Regions from separate parts of the Homo sapiens genome. Here region 1 is linked to region 2. Evidence: chromatin loops called from intact Hi-C (ENCODE). Cell type or tissue: Caco-2. All regions are shown on one strand. Each heading gives the region's core, and the rest is flanking DNA. Links, peaks and the distances in the headings are about the cores only.

The links. Hi-C counts contacts between places; a loop is a spot of excess contacts. Peaks named below come from ENCODE experiments on the same cell type or tissue, not always from the same donor. Only the 100,000 strongest peaks of a DNase experiment are listed, where the experiment ranks them.
Region 1: a loop joins it to region 2, with 7 times the contacts of the local background. A loop is called at or near these places in 2 of 110 quality-filtered maps.

What each region holds. Positions count from the first base shown.
Region 1 is chr6:47,103,135-47,111,471 of GRCh38, reverse strand. No RefSeq gene overlaps it. Among named protein-coding and RNA genes, the nearest start is that of ADGRF1, 65 kb to the right of the region's middle. In Caco-2, for the core only: no CTCF peak of the experiment used is centred there; DNase peaks (open chromatin) are centred at 4,061 and 4,341.
Region 2 is chr6:47,274,352-47,282,688 of GRCh38, reverse strand. All of the region lies in intron 3 of TNFRSF21 (TNF receptor superfamily member 21), which reads left to right. Among named protein-coding and RNA genes, the nearest start is that of TNFRSF21, 31 kb to the left of the region's middle. In Caco-2, for the core only: no CTCF peak of the experiment used is centred there; a DNase peak (open chromatin) is centred at 3,868.

The sequences.
Region 1 (8,337 bases), core at 79-8,078, 170 kb after region 2:
TCAATGTCTTGTCTCTGAGCAACTTTCACATCCTGATTCAGACCTCAACAGGCAGATAATTTTTGCTTCGGATTATCTTCTATATTTTGTGTCATGAAATTTCCTGTGGAAGACAGAACAATCTACTCCCTTAAATTTTCTGCAAATATAAACTCACTTCCCTCTGAAAACAATTTTCGAGAGTTCTTTTGTTTCCTCCATTGTGATAGAAAATTGTGAGTTTCCAAGTAAGAATAAAAACATATTTTTTTGAGACAGGGTCTCACTCTGTTGCCCAAGCTGGAATGCAGTGGCACGATCGTGGCTCACTGTAGCCTTGGCCTCACGAGCTCAGGTGATCCTCTCACCTCAGCCTCCTAAGTAGATGGCACTACAGGCATGCACCACCATGCCCAGTTAATTTTTTTTTTTAATTTTGTGTAGAAACAGGATTTTGCCATGTTGCCCAGGTTGGTCTCAAACTCCTGGGCTCAAGTCAAGCCACTCTCCTTGGCATTCGAAAGTGCTGAGGATTACAGGCATAAGCCACCTTGCCTGACCTAAAACTTTGTTTTTATTTCAAAAGATATAATTAAGGATCCAGGACATAGAAACATAAAATAAAGGACAATGAAAGGTGTTATAGGTCTCAAAATGGCAAAGAATGGTTGTGTTAGAAGTAAGAGACAATCATGTGGACAGGATGCTCAATTGGATGGCCCCATGCTGTATGTTTTTGAAACTGTGGGTCTTAACCTTTTAGTGGGTTGTAAAATTAATTGATTAGATTATGACCACCATTTAAAAAATATAATAGAAAATATCAAAGTGCATTGCATGTAGGAAGGTTATGTACTATTTCATGGGCATTTTTTTTTCAGCTATAACCGCAGGCACACACACAAGCATATGTGATGAGTTTCATTATAAAATATATTTCTTCTCATGGATTCAACCAAAGAAGTTTGAAAGATGCTCCATTAGCCAAAGTAATCTATAAAATACATCTTTTTTTTTTTTTTTTTTTTTTAGACAGAGTCTCACTTGGTCATGAAGGCTGGAGGGCAGTGGTGCAATCTTGGCTCATTGCAACCTCTGCCTTGTAGTCCCAGCTACTCAGGAGGCTGAGGCAGGAGAATTGCTTGAACTCAGACTACAGGCACGCGCCACCATGCCTGGGTAATTTTTGTATTTTAGTAGAGACGGGGTTTCACCATGTTGCCCAGGCTGGTCTCGAACTCCTGAGCTCTGGTGATCTGCCTGCCCTTGGCCTCCCAAAGTGCAGGATTACAGGCATGAACCACCACGCCCAGCCAAAATAGATCTTTATTGGTATCATTTATTAAATGCCTAAAAATTGTCAGGCCCATTAATAATAATACTTTAAAAATCTTTTTAGGAAATTACAATTATAGCACTCCTAGTACATGAATCAGCCAGAAAACTGTCTTCAAAATAACAGCAAGCATTTATTGAATTCCGTTAACGTGTTGGGCACGGTGCTAAATCTTTTTCATGCATTTTCAAATCTACCTCTCATACCGACCCTATGAGGAGGCTACTATTATTCTAGTTTTTCAGAAGATAAAGCTGAGGTTTCCAGGGGTCACACAGCTAGTAGAACTCAAATCTATGTCTGTCTGGCTTGAGAGCCAAAGCATTTTACCACCATACTACATTAGTTTTCACGAAATAAATTTCTTATGGGTCTTTGCAATTTGTAAAATCTTCTTTGCTTTCTGACTTTTTGGAAATGTTCCTAATTTAGCTCTAGGACAATTTAATCCACTTTTACCCCCATAGGATGTTGATAAGGGATATTTCTGTGGTTTGCGGTGTGGAGGGTAGGGTGATAGTAGAGAAAGTTTATTAATGATCTAATCCTAAAGAACCTGTTCCCTCCTCTTCTTACAGAGTAAGGCTCAAAGTCTCATATTCCAAGGGAAGCCCTCCTACCCTTAGACTGTTCACTAAGTCTCAAATTCTTAGACTCCAAGGGAAACCCTCCTACCCCCCCGGGAATAGTAGGGATTCCCCTCATTCCTCCCTTCCACCAAGAATGAAGTTTCCTCCCTAGCAGCAGAAACCAACCAACCACACAACAAGAAAAATACAAATAGGAATTCCAAATTTTGGAGTCCCTGGCACTAGAACAAATTTCTCTAGGTCAGAGATCAGCAAATCTTTTCTGTAAAGGACCAGTAATATTTAATATTGAATATAGGAAGTATTTTGGGTTTTGTGAACCATATGGTCTCTGTCACATCTCTGTCACAACTATTCAATTTTGCTATTGTAGTGCGAGAGCAGCCGCAGACATACTGAAGTGAATGAGTGTGGCTGGATTTGATCTGTGGGCTGTGGATCGCCAAACCCTCTTCTAGAGCTTAAAACAGAATCCTCCCTAATGACCAGTTCAGAGGAAGAAGAACATAATTTTGCTCTTTTTTAGTTTTATATCCTCCTTGAATACTTTTGCACTATGTGTGCCTATCTTCCAATAGCTAGGGGAAACCATCATCCATCTCCTCTTCAGAATCTTCAGGAACATATTTTGTCTAAAGCATTGTAGGGCTGAGTCTTTATTTTTTGGATATGTAAAAAACAAATGAACACAGTGTGAGGACAGATGTCTCCACCAAGAGATAGCCAATATACGCTTCATTACCTTTCTCTGTCTCCTCTCTCTCTTACACAATTGCATTACATATATTATTTACGGAAACATTATACATGCATTACATATATTTACAGAAATATTTTCCTTATATAGATATGTAATTTATGATAAAAACATACCAAAAACCTTAACAGTTAATTCTCTCTCTGCTTTTGTTTTTTTTTTTTTTTTTGAGACAGGATTGCATTCTGTTGCCCAAGCCAGAGTACAGTGGCATGATCATAGCTCTTTGCAGCTATCTTGTGGGTAGCTGGGACTACTGGTGCATGCCACCATGGCTGGTTAATTATTTTTTATTTTTTTGTAGAGACAGGGTCTCACTATGATGCCCAGTCTGGTCTCGAACTCCTGGCCGTAAGTGAACTTCCCAACTCAGCCCCCAAATTCTTCATGGCAGAATTACCAAGGGCTCTTTTTATTACCTTTAAAAACTATTTTCTAAACTTTGTGTAAGGAGCATATATTAATTTTATCCTCAGGAAAAAGAAAGCAAATAGCCCTTTATCATTTGTTTTCATCTTAGTATTTATGTAGAGGAAGGAGAAAGGGAGAAAAAATGTTGACATGCTAGAAGGAAAAACTGGGGCTCCAAAATCTTTTCATACTCCATTTTCACAAAGGGGTGGTTGGTTGAAAACACTGGGGAAACATAAAGCCAGCACTACATTTCCTTTCTGAAATCCTGGAAGGAAAGGCATGGAGGGGGTAGAAGTCGGGGCTGATGAGCCATTTGCCCACGTCCTACATTCGCAGACAGAAAAGAGACTGCTTTTGATATTTGAAGGTGGGGACATGGATATTTAAAATAAGTGCTTTCTGCATGTTTGCTTGTTTTGCCTTATTTAAAAGTGCTACTGGCCAGGTGTGGTGGCTCACGCCTGTAATCCCAGCACTTTGGGAGGCCAAGGTGGGAGGATCACTTGAGGCCAGGAGTTTGATACCAGCCTGGCCAACGTGGTGAAATCCTGCCTTTACAAAAAATACAAAAATGAGCCGGACTTGGTGGCGCAGGCCTGTAATCCCAGCTACTCAGGAGGCTGAGGCAGGAGAATCGCTTGAATGCAGGAGGCAGAGATTTCAGTGAGCTGAGATCATACCACTGCACTCCAGCCTGGGCTACAGAGCGAGATTCTGTTTTTTTTTAAACAAACAAACAAAAAAAAGGGACTACTGACATTCTTCTGCTTCCCCCAGCCTATGCTGATTTCAGACAGTCTAATTCTCTAGACCTCGAGACAGCATTTGTCCACGAGTCTCGTTTCAGGTGTTTTGTTGAGGAGAGGTGAAGGGTTAAATATGGAGAGGACAGGGTAGAAGGAGAAAATGGACAGAGGACCTGGGCTCCTTTATCCAGCTCAACCAACATTTGTTAAGTGCTCACTCATGGCCAGCCACTGTTCAGGGTGATAAGAGATCAAAGAATAAGGCTGAAACCCTGTCCTTTGGAAGCACTGTCTAATACAGCTGTCCTTATCCTCAATTGCACATTAGAAATACATGATAGCCTTTGATACTGTTGCCAGAGCGCCACCCCAGACCACCTGATCAGAATCTCAGGGGTAGGATCTGACCAAAAAAAATCAGGCTAGTTGACTCTAATGAGTATGCAGGGAAGGTTGGTCTAAAGGCAAAGGCAATCTACGGCCATACCATCCTGGACGCACCTGATCTTATCTACAGGCAAAGGCAGTACTGGCCAGTCACAGCAATTCCACATGCTTGTGCTATGAGAGGAATGTGTAAGTCCTGGTTGGTCATGGTGGAGGAGGAAGAGATCAATTTTGCTTTGGGAAGGGAAGTTCTGTGAAAGAGTCACAGAAGAAAAGATGCTTAAGCTAAATCTCAAAGGACAAGCAGCAGTTTGTCAAGCCAGACAAAGGGGTGGGGTGGGGTGCATTCCATGCAAAGAAATCAGCCAGTGCCAAGGCATGGAGGTATGGGGGGGGGGCGGGGAGGGGGGTGGCATACCCTGTAGCTGCATGGGGGAGGGACAGGCACTGTTTTTATCTACTCAGGTTGCCATAACAAAATACCACAAGCTGGGTAGCTTAGACAACAAAATGTATTGTTTCACTGTTTTGGTGGTTGGAAGTCTTAGATCAAGGTATCAGTAGAGTTGGTTCCTTCTGAGGACTGTAAGGGGGAATCTGTTCCATGCCTCTCTCCGAGTTTCTGGTGGATTTCTGGCAATGTTTGTTGTTCCTTAACTTGCAGACCTATCACCCAACCTCTGCCTTTATATTCACATGGCATTATCCCTGTGTGTGTCTGTTCCAAATCTCCCTTTTTCACGAGGACACCAGTCATATTGGATTAAGGGCCTATCCAACTCCAGTATGACCTCACCTTAGCTAATTACATCTGCAATGGCCTTATTTCCAAATAAGGTCACATTCTGAAGTACTGGTGGTTAGGATTTCAACGTATGAATTTTGGAAGACACAATTTGACCCCTAACAGACAAATAGCAGAGAAGGAGGCTTGAGAATAAGGCATAATGTTGGACAGAGAGATCCTGCAAAAGAATTTGAATTTTGCCCTGAGGGACCTGAGAACCACTGAAAACTTTTAATATTGAGACTAACAAGAGAAACGTACTAGCTAACATTTATATGTGCCAGGCACTCCTCTAGCTTAACTTTATGTGCTTTCACTCCTTTAATCCTCAAAAGTAAAGTCCTATTACTATCTCCATTTTACAGATGAGAAAACTGGGGCAGAGAGGGGTTAAGTACTTTGTCTAAAATCATATGCCAAGTAAATAGTGCTGCCAGAATTTGAATCCATGAGTAATCTAGCTCCAAAGCCTCATTGTTGCTGCTGCCTCTGGGCCATGAACACCTCAGAGTCTCAACTGATCCCCTGCTGTGGACGACTTCCCCTCTGGGTCTCCAGCCCTTACTCCTCTCTCAAGCTGCAGTTATGCATCTCTAGTGGTCTGTTGAAATTTCCATTTCAATGTCCTTTAGCATCTCATTCTAACCAACTCTGAAACGGAACTCCTTCTTTCTCCTGAAATATGAGCTTCATTTCTGTTTTAAAACGCGGCTTTTAATGGCGAATCCTTTCCTGTCCTGTCAGTGCACGGCGGGTAATTACGGAGACCAAAGATACCTGGTGTCTTGGCTTCTTCTCTTGAGCCGTTGGGGATGGCTGTGACAACTCGAGGCATGGGCTGTCTCAAAGGGGACTGTGTGAAAGTGTTTGGAGCCAGTACACCAGGGCTGGCAGGGGTGTTGGTGTGGGAGGATGGGGAGTCTGAATTGCCATCAAAAGCATGGGCATTTAGTTCCCCCCCAAGATACATTTCAACATTTTGCTGGGCCTGGCAAAGAAGACAAGTATGCCCTCACATGGTAGTGGGGACCCCATGGGTACAAAATGATTCTGAAGCTTCCATGGAAGGTTCTTATAAAAACTGGTATTCCAGGGCTCCCTCCTTTCAATAAGTGGATCTAGTTCAAAGCCTGGTTCCCATCATTTAAGGCATTAGCCAAAAATGGCCCTTGAATGAATTGTGAAAAAGGGCACTGCACTGTGAGCTGAAAGACCCTCGTTCTAACCTTTACTCAGTTTCTTGAATATTCAGCAAGCCACTTTAGAAACACTGAGAAATAAACAGACCCTAAGTCTGTTTCTTCATCTGTAGAAAGGAGTTAGACTCATGATCTCTGAAGTTTCTTGAAGCTCCAAAATTCTATAATTGTTATGTCCTAATTGGATATCAGACCACAGATATTCAATGTCAGCTACACCTGAAATTGGCAGATCAGTCTTAAACTAGTATATTTGTGAAAATGGAGGAGTGAGTTGGGTTTTTTTTTAATGCTTATAAAAAATTCTTTTTTTGCCTCCCTTAACCCTAAAGTTGGCTTTCTTCATTGCTGTCTCCTGTCACCTGATGTTTACTGAGAGAAATATAATCAACAAAAATTGCTAAATGCAAGCAGTTTTGGCTAGATTGACTCTTGGGTAATTAAACCAAACAGTTTCTCCAAGGATATATTTGTCTTCTCTCAGCCAGTGGGGCACCAAATACAAACTTCTCCCATGGCAATGGGCCCCATTTGCCAATTCGTGCAGGTAGCAAGCTGTCTTTCTCCCTGGCAGTAAAGATTGCCCTGTTGTGGCATGAAAGAAAGGCATTGTCAGTTTTATTATTATTTTTGAAAGAAAATGTTTTGAATCATTTGTTTGATGCCTCCTCCTCAAGGGTTGGGTGGAGTGATGACTAAGTTAAGAGAGGGCCTTAACACAGGGGAAAGTAGGGGCTCCTGGGAATTATGGGAGGACCCTTTTTCTTTAACAGCAGTTACCTTGCCTGACCAATTCTAGGCAGCCAAAGGACGGTCATTTCATATTTCACTGCTTGAATGCTGGCTTTTGAGATAGAAACATAAAATCAAGGAATAATAGTCCCATGTTTCATAAAGGGAAGTATGACATTGAGAAGTGAAAAAAATGCACTTGGATTTATTGGTAAAGGAGATGAGATTTAAACCTCAGCTTCCCAAACTTAACCCAAGATGCCTATGCTTCTTCATGTGTAAGTATGTCCACTTGAGATCTGTTGGAAGATATTAGGTACTTTCCTAAACCCTGGCTTTCAGCTCGTTTGCTTCCTGATGTTTCATATTTCCTTATTGCATAATGCAAAGGAGTGCCTCAGATGCTGCCGGGACTGGTGCTGTGATAACTGAGTCTGGTCGTTTCAGGGCACAAGGACTTCCAAAGGCCAGAACTCACACTATGTATTAAAAACCCCAAATTTCCGTTTCTCCTAGACAGTAGACAGTTTCACTTCTCTGTAACACTCCTAAAAGAACGAAGCTTTGAAGGACATTAGATCTAATTGGGAACCGATGGGTAACATAGCTCAAGCATGTTTAAAGTAGGAAGAGGAGTATGGGAAAATAGAATCATAAAATTAGAAGGAAATTTGAGAATCCATAGCGTCCATCCCCCTGTCCTTAGGCAGGAGTGCATGTAAATTTAGTAAGTCATCCTAATTTTAGAGATTGCAAGTCCTGGTGATTCTATAACTCCCTCACAAGGGCATTTCAAGCAACCTTCATAGTCATTCTTTCTTTCTTCATCCATTCTAACTCTCCTTTTCTCTCATCTGAGCTGCATATTCTCCCAAAAGCACTTTTTTTTTTTTAATCCTGAGGAAAGTTTAATGAAGAGGGCAGGATTGAGGGCATCAGCAAGCAAGGGTGAAGCCCCGAGGGACCAGCAGCTGTAGGAAGCCATCACTGTCTCCAGGGTTGAAGGGACAAGGGGAGACAGCATGTTATTGGAGCCTCTTGAGAGCAAGATCCATGCTCTGGAGAGGAGTAATAGTGACAGAGGGACGCAGCTAAACTGTGAAGAAGCCACAGGAAGATAGCAGAATGAAGGGCTGGACTTCTCTCTACTCCCACCCTCCAATCTCTTGATGGTCCCTCACACTGGCTAATCCAACTAGGGTCAAAGAGCAAAGAAACCCAGGAGATCTGCACTTAGAGGTCAGTCTACCTGGGACTGGAGGAGGATGGAGATAAGCAATGAATAGATGGGGAAGGGGAATGGCAAGTGGAAGAGATGGGGAGGGCCTGAAAACCCCGCTTCTCTCTGTGGAGACCTTCAGCCAATCTACACGTGCTCAGCCCCATCTGAGCCCTATTCCCTGAGGTGCC
Region 2 (8,337 bases), core at 37-8,036:
CTGAATGGAAATATGCCAAAGTGACAATTTTTTTTCCCCAGTGTGGTGGGATTTATGTGTGGGTTTCTTTTTTCTTTATTAGTTTTCTGTACTTTCCCCAAGTTGTCTGTACTAAGTACATGCCACTTCTATAACGAAACGTTTAGAAAAAGTTAAAAAAGTCTTGCAACTCATTTTGCTTCCCCTTATTGATTTGTGTAAATCAAGTTTGTCCATCCCATGACCCAGGACAGCTTTGGCTTTGAATGCAGCCCGACACAAATTCATAAACTTTCTGAGGGTTTTTTTTTTTTATTTTTTTTTTGAGACAGAATTTAGCTCTTGTTGCTCAGGCTGGAGTGCAATGGTGTGATCTCAGCTCACCACAACTTCACCTCCCAGGTTCAAGCGATTCTCCTGCCTCAGCCTCCTGAGTAGCTGGGATTACAGGCATGTACCACCATGCCCAGCTAATTTTGTATTTTTACTAGAGATGGGGTTTCTCCATGTTGGTCAGGCTGGTCTTGAACTCCCAACCTCAGGTGATCCGCCCGCCTCGGCCTCCCAAAGTGCTGGGATTACAGGTGTGAGCCACCTTGCCCAGCGTTTTTTGTTTGTTTTTTTAGCTTATCAGCTATTATTGGTGTATTTTATGTGGCCCAAGACGATTCTTCTTCCAGTGTGGCTCAGGGAAGCCAAAAGATTGGACACCTATGATGTAGATGGTCAAAAGTCAAGTGAAAGTCGGGCAGAGGCAAACATCCTATTTGGGTCTTATCAGACTAAGCCTGCATAAACTTGAATAAGACAACTATTTACTGGAAGCCTGTCTGGGGAAAGCTTCAATTCCCCCTTCTTTTTAATTAAAAAAAAAAAAATCTTTTTATTTGTACATAATTCCAAACTTTTGAAAAGTTGCAGCAACAGTACAAAGAATACCTACATACCTGTGCCCACATTTATCTATTATTAACATATTGCTCTTTTGCTTTGTCATTTGCTCTCTCTACGTAAAAAATACACCTATTGGCCCAGGCGTGGTGGCTCATGCCTGTAATCCCAGCACTTTGGGAGGCCGAGGCATGCAGATCAACTGAGGTCAGGAGTTTGAGACCCGCCTGGCCAACATGGCGAAACCTCGTATCTACTAAAAATACAGTAATTAGCCAGGTATGGTGGCACACGCCTATAGTCCCAGTTTTTCGGGAGGCTAGGGCAGGAGAATCACTTGAACCTGGGAGGCGGAGGTTGCAGTGAGCCAGGATCGTGCCGCTGCACTCCGGCCTGGGCCACAGAGTGAGACTTCATCTCAAAAAAAAAAAAAATCACATATAGATTTTATATTGTAAAATATGTATTATAGAATAGCTTATTATATATTATATAACATGTAATATATAATATATAATTATGTGCATATATACACATACATACATGGAAAAAATAATTTTTCTTAATTATTTTATGGCCTTTTATCCCCTGATACTTTAGCATGTATTTCCTGACAATAAGACTGTTCTCTTCAGAAAACATACTACAGTTTTCAACCTTAATAAATTTAGCAGGGTTACAATCCTTTGCCTTTCATTTGCCAATATTGTATGTTGACCCAATAAGGCCCTTGGTAGATAATATACTTTTTTTTCTCTAGTGTAGGATCCAGTCTAGGATCAGAATTGCATTAAACTGCCCTGTAAGTGCCTAGTCAGGATATTTGTTCTGTTGCAGATTTACCCAATTAGTAGAAAACCATGTGAACATCCTGATAGATAATTAAATATCTGGAACTGTCCTCTCATTATTCACTTTATTACAAAAGCAACTCCATTCCTTTAGTAGTTGCATTTATAGATTATGGTCAGCTACATTTTTAAACTCTCTTTTGCAGTCTGGTTTTTAAAATTCTTGAGAACACAGCAAGTTGTAGAGTAAAAACTGGTCCAGCAGCAGAAAGCAATTTAATATAATGACCTTAGACGTTCTTATGACCATGGTAACCTTATAAACTACTATGCCTGTGTCCTTAAAACAATATCCTATTTTGTAAAAATAATGGAAGTGCCAAATCAAACAAAGCCTGATCCTACTCGTCTGTGAAAGCAGTACCACAGCAATATGCTTTTCAAACTAAATTACAGTAGTTTCATTGAGGCATAACTATCTCTTCCAATAGTTTAGGCTTGTTCCTCAGATTTTTGCATTGGGATATTTATATTTAAGGTGTTTTTCTAAGGAAAGTCTTTTCTTTCCAAATTGCTAGTCTCAAACATGCAACCGGGTAAAATCCTATTACAAAGAGAGGTTCTGTTTAGTAAAGCTATTCCAGGTGCTCAGAGAGGCCTCTAGAAACAGGGCTTTGTTGGTCTGATTGCATTGAGTTCTGGCCAGCAGATAATCCCGTATAATAAGATCTTTTCCTGGTCCTTGTCTATTTCACACTGAATTGTTCATGAGGATAAGGTGGGAGGGAAATGGCTTAGCCTTGGGTTGTTTTCTATCAGAGGTCTTCTAAAACCTCACTTATCCCTGCCTACCCTCAGTAGAACAAGCCATGCTCCTGGATGCCATATACATCCTCCAAACTTTGAAGCTAGGCCATTGGTTTCTGTCTTTCTTGCGAACAAAAACCTCTTTTATTATTCAGCTCTACTCATCCATCTTTGTCTACCATGGACTTATAGTTTTTAAAGCTGAACTCCAGAAAGCTACAATCCTACTTTCATGGAGTCCTAGTATTGGAAACATAAGAGGAGGCCTCGCATGGCTAGGAGATGGAAGAATAAAGGTGCTGTGGTATTTTGTACTCTTTCTTCCTTTCTGAAGTCAGAGCAATTTTATGTTTGGTAAATGTTGGTATATGTTTGGGGACTGGACTGTGATTTCACGTAATGTATCTATTTCAGCAACAGGAATTGGAAGTATCTTCAGAATGTTTACATATAAAAATATAGTTAAGAGGTTGAAGTGTCAGCCAGATAAGAATATTGTTAATACTCAATTTGTCATGCTTTTATCGTTTTCTGAAAATGTATTTCTTTTTGTTGTATAACCTCAATGTAATGGGGTAAGTGGAGGGGGAGGGTCCAAAAATTTCAATTTAATTAAAAATTAAGGATTTATGTGGATTCACATTAATTGAGAGGTTACGTGGAAAACATTTTTTTATTTGATCTGTTTTGTCACAAAAGAACAAAAGTAAAGATAGTAGAATTTAATCCCTATACAATTGGCCATACATTGCACTGAGAAAAGTCACCAATGATCTGCAAACAGCCACTTTGTTCATTTCCTTAGAGCTATGGAGGCTACAAAACTGTATTCCAGTCCCAATTGAAAAACAGGGTAGCTGAGAACAGAAACCAATTGCTGTTTGCTCATTGCAGTTTCTAATTTGTGCCGTTACTATTTCCCTTTTCCTTCTTTCTTCCTCTCCTTCCTCCCTTCCCTACTTTCCTATTATCCTTCTCTCCCCCATTCTTCCTCCCTCTTTAACTATTTGCAAAAAGTAGGAAGTCTTGTTCTCAGCAACTAGTGGGCCTAGAAATTTAGAGGGGAAGTTTGAAAAGCAGGTGAGGAGTAGGAATTGCCCTGAAAGTACTTATGGATGAAGAAGCTCTGCAAAGTGACAATAGGAACAAAACATCGGCAGTTTCTGGCTTGGATCATATTTCCTTTTTCCTTCAGACTGTGAAGAAAAGTGAGGGAAAAAAGGTGAGAGACAAAGGAATTGGGTATACCTCGTTTAAACCTGCTCAGTTTCTCTGCTCTGCCTTGAGGAGACACTGTAGTAAGCATTTGATAGAGACAGTGATCCCACTTCACGTAGTTACCTGAGGCACATGCCATAGATAGGCAGCATCTCCTTTAAATCAACTGCAACAGGGATTACGAAATCAGTTGGGGCAGGCATTATTTCTCAAGCAGATTGTTTTGTATCCTCTACAGCAAAAGGGCAAAGGTCTTATTCTGTAGAACTGGATTCTAAGATGCAATTTCTTCATTCCTTTAGCTCTCGCCATCTGTCACTGTTTAACTCTTTGTGGCTATGTGGTTTGTCTCCCCACATAGCTTCTAAGTTCTTAGAGAGAAGACATTGGGTCTTACTGTATGTCCCCTGTGCCTGGAATAGGGCTTGAGGAGGGGTGGTCCAGAGCTGAGCTAGCACATATGGTAACCACTAGCCTCATGAGCTATTTAATTTAAAACTAAGATTAACTGAAGTTAAAAATTCAGTTCCTCAGTTGCACCAGCCACATCTTAAGTACTCAGTAGCCGCACATAGCTTGTGGTTACCATATTGGATAGGACAGATAAAGGACATTGCCATCATCATACAAAGTTCTCTTGGATAGCACTGGTGTAAAGCATCCATAAACTAAGTAATCTACATATGCTTTTAAAGGCCAGATTGTTTTAAAGACATTGGATTGGTTTTTTTCTTGTTGATTTATACTGATGTTGGTGTTAGGGATTTAAACATAGAGACCTTCAGGTGGGTTCTTTATACTAAATTGCCATAGATGGTAAGAATTATTTTTCAGAGCTAAAGGAAGCTTCCATAATAGCACTGCTTTAAAATATGCAAAAACTGACTAGGAAAAGATTGCTGACATCCCTCATCTGATTTGCTTATTTCAAAGTGAAACACATCAGCCCATGGACACTGGAGAGCAGGGTGATGCCAAGAGAGAGAACCCTGCTAATTCAAAGGCCAAGGCAGCTTCGTAAATGCTTAGGTGCTCGTGTTTAACTAGTGTGGAAATGGATTAACCTTGTGCGTGGCGTTAGCAGACAAGCATGAGATGCTTGTAGGAGTAATGTGGTTGGGCTGAAGTGGGAGTGAGGGAGGCACAGGAGATGAAGCTTTTGGGTAAGAAAGAAGCATCATAGACTAGAAATTCATAAACCTGGGTTCTAAAATTCTGGATTTGCCATTTCCTAGTCATGGACTCTCAGTTAAAACCTTTTACTTCTCTGGGCCTCTGTTTATAATGTTAGAAAATTTTAAAAAATGCATTAGAATATGCAGTTAGGAACAAAGACTCTGGAGTCTGGTTTCCCTTTGCTTACCAGCTGCGTGAGCCAGGGCAAGTTACTTAACCACTCTGTGCTTTAGTTTCTTCATGTGTAATACAGGGATACTAATAGTACACAGGCTGTAGTGAGGATTACATACATGAGTGTGTGCCCAGTGCTTGGGACATTGCTGGCCACATGGTCCACAGTTCACAAGTGATAGCAGTGATGAGGACGAGGGTGCAAACGCTGGAGATGATGCAGAGGATGGATCATCATCATCCTCACCACTGACATCATCACCTCCTTCCTCTCTGGCAGTCTCAGTTTGTTTCCCGATTAAGTCACAGAAATGACCACTAGCAAGAAAGAAACATTCTCCTTTAAAATACTATACTTAGGGGTTGGGCGCAGTGGCTCACGCCTGTAATCCCAGCACTTTGGAGGCCGAGGCAGGCCGATCATTTGAGGTCAGTAGTTCAAGACCAGCCTGGCCAACTTGGCGAAACTCTGTCTCTACTAAAAATATAAAATTAACCAGGCGTGGTGGCGGGCGCCTGTAATCCCAGGTACTCAGGAGGCTGAGGCTGGGGAATCACTGGAACTCAGGAGGCAGAGGTTGCAGTGAGCCAAGATCGTGCCACTGTACTTCAGCCTGGGCAACAAGAGAAAAACTCCATCTCAAAAAAACAAAACAAAACAAAACAAAACCAAAAAAACTGTACTTAGGTAGGAGCAACACTGCCACCTTAAAGGAGCTTATTAGGAAGATGGGTTTCCCTCCATACCAGATATGATTATTAGCTTAATTAATTTACACATGTAGGCAGTGCTCTCTCAAATGGGCAGAGCCTCTGAGATCATCAAGCAAGACTCTTCAGTGGCTTTAGACTTGGATATAAATCTATGCTGTCCAAAACAATATTTTCCCTAAGCTATCTATACCATGGGTCAGCAAGTTAGGAGATATTTTAAGAGAATCTAGGAGATATTTTAGGATTATAGGCTGCAACTACTCCACTCTGTTTGAAAGTGTAGTAGTGTGAAAGTGGCCAGAGACACCATGTAAATTATGGGTGTGGCTGTGTTCCAACAAAGCTTTATTTGCAAGAACAGGTGGTTTGTCCTGCAGGTTGTCGCCTACCAGCATCTGGTCTATGCCATAGACTTGTCATCTCTTAGCAGCTTCTTCTCTTTCACCTTCTGCTGGCTTGCACAGCTTGGATAAACAGTTTGATTCTTGGAGGCTTTCTCGAATTTCAACAGTTCGAGCTCAGTTTTTCCTCTAGCAGTAACTATTTCTAAGTCTGCTGAAGGGGTAAGTAACAAAGGAGAACCATCAGCTATGAGTGGGAGCAAAAAAGGTGGCAGCTGTCCTTGTATTTTCTCTTAAAAATTGTTCTATGCTTCCTCCATCTCCTAACAGATGTCGGCTTTCACCAGGAGACTCCATCTTATGTATGGGTCCACCTCACAGGTGTACCTGCCATGTACCTGCTACAACTCATCTCTTTGCCAAACTGGAGCCATAGAGAAGAGAGGAGGGGGTCTGGGAGAGCTCAGGTTCAAATCCATTCAGCTACTAAAAGGCTGGATGATCTCAGGCAAGGCACTTTCTCTCTTTGGATCTCATCTTTCTTTGTAAAATCAGGAGACTTGAACCCATCACAGAAGGGCCACCAGATTTTGATCAGTGTGACAATTTATCTGTGCCTTACCTGAGTGTGCCTACTGTCTTCCTGGTGTCTATCAGGAAAAACACTGGCCTGAGGGGTCCTGCAATGTGCTGTAGGGTGGAGAACACTGCGCTGCCAGTCAGAGGGAAGAGGCCAGGCTCAATGCCAACCTCATGCCACTGAAGGATTGTGTGCTCACTGCAACATGAAAGAGCTTTCCCCCAGGCTTTTGAACGTGTGAGGGCAGGTTAGTGAAAATTTCTATTTAAATTAGGTCACAGGGTTGGGGGAAAACCAAGAGAATGTGTAATAACTCTGTGTGCTTTTAGGGAGAATGTGAGACATTTTTTTTTCTTTTTTTAAAATTACACTTTAAGCACTAGGGTACATGTGCACAACATGCAGATTTGATACATAGGTATACATGTGCCATGTTGGTTTGCTGCACCTATCAACTCATCATTTACATTAGGTATTTCTGCTAATGCTATCCTTCCCCGAGTCCGCCACCCCCCAACAGGCCCCGGTGGGTGATGTTCCCCACCCTGTGTCCAAGTAATCTCGTTGTTCAGTTCCCACCTATGAGTGAGAACATGCGGTGTTTGGTTTTCTGTCCTTGTGATAGTTTGCTGAGAATGATGGTTTCCAACTTCATCCATGTCCCTGTAAAGGACATGAACTCATCTTTTTTATGGCTGCATAGTATTCCATGGTGTATATGTGCCACATTTTTTTAATCCAGTCTATCATTGATGGACATTTGGGTTTTTTCCAGGTCTTTGCTATTGTGAATAGTGCTGCAATAAACATATGTGTGCATGTATCTTTATAGTAGCATGATTTATAATCCTTTGGGTGTATAACCAGTAATGGGATTGCTGGGTCAAATGATAATTCTAGTTCTAGATCCTTGAGGAATCGCCACACTGTCTTCCACAATGGTTGAACTAATTTACACTCCCACATTAGGAGTGGGAATATAGGAACATAAAAGCATTCCTATTTCTCCACATCCTCTCCAGTATCTGTTGTTTCCTGACTTTTTAATGATTGCCATTCTAACTGGAGTAAGATGGTATCTCATTGTGGTTTTGATTTGCATTTCTCTGATGACCAGTGATGATGAGCATTTTTTCATGTGTCTGTTGGCTGCATAGATGTCTTCTTTTGAGAAGTGTCTGTTCATATCCTTTGCCCACTTTTTGATGGGGTTGTTTGTTTTTTTCTTGTAAATTTGTTTCAGTTCTTTGTAGATTCTGGTTATTAGCCCTTTGTCTGATGGGTAGACTGCAAAAATTTTCTCCCATTCCGTAGGCTGCCTGTTCACTCTGATGATAGTTTCTTTTGCTGTGCAGAAGCTCTTTAGTTTAATTAGATCCCATTTGTCAATTTTGGCTTTTGTTGCCATTGCTTTTGGTGTTTTAGTCATGAAGTCCTTGCCCATGCCTATGTCCTGAATGGTATTGCCTAGGTTTTCTTCTAGAGTTTTTATGGTTTTAGGTCTAACATTAAATCTTTAATCCATGTTGAATTAATTTTTGTATAAGGTGTAAGGAAGGGATCCAGTTTCAGCTTTCTACATGTGGCTAGCCAGTTTTCCCAACACCATTTATTAAATAGGGAATCCTTTCCCCATTTCTTGTTTTTGTCAGGTTTGTCAAAGATC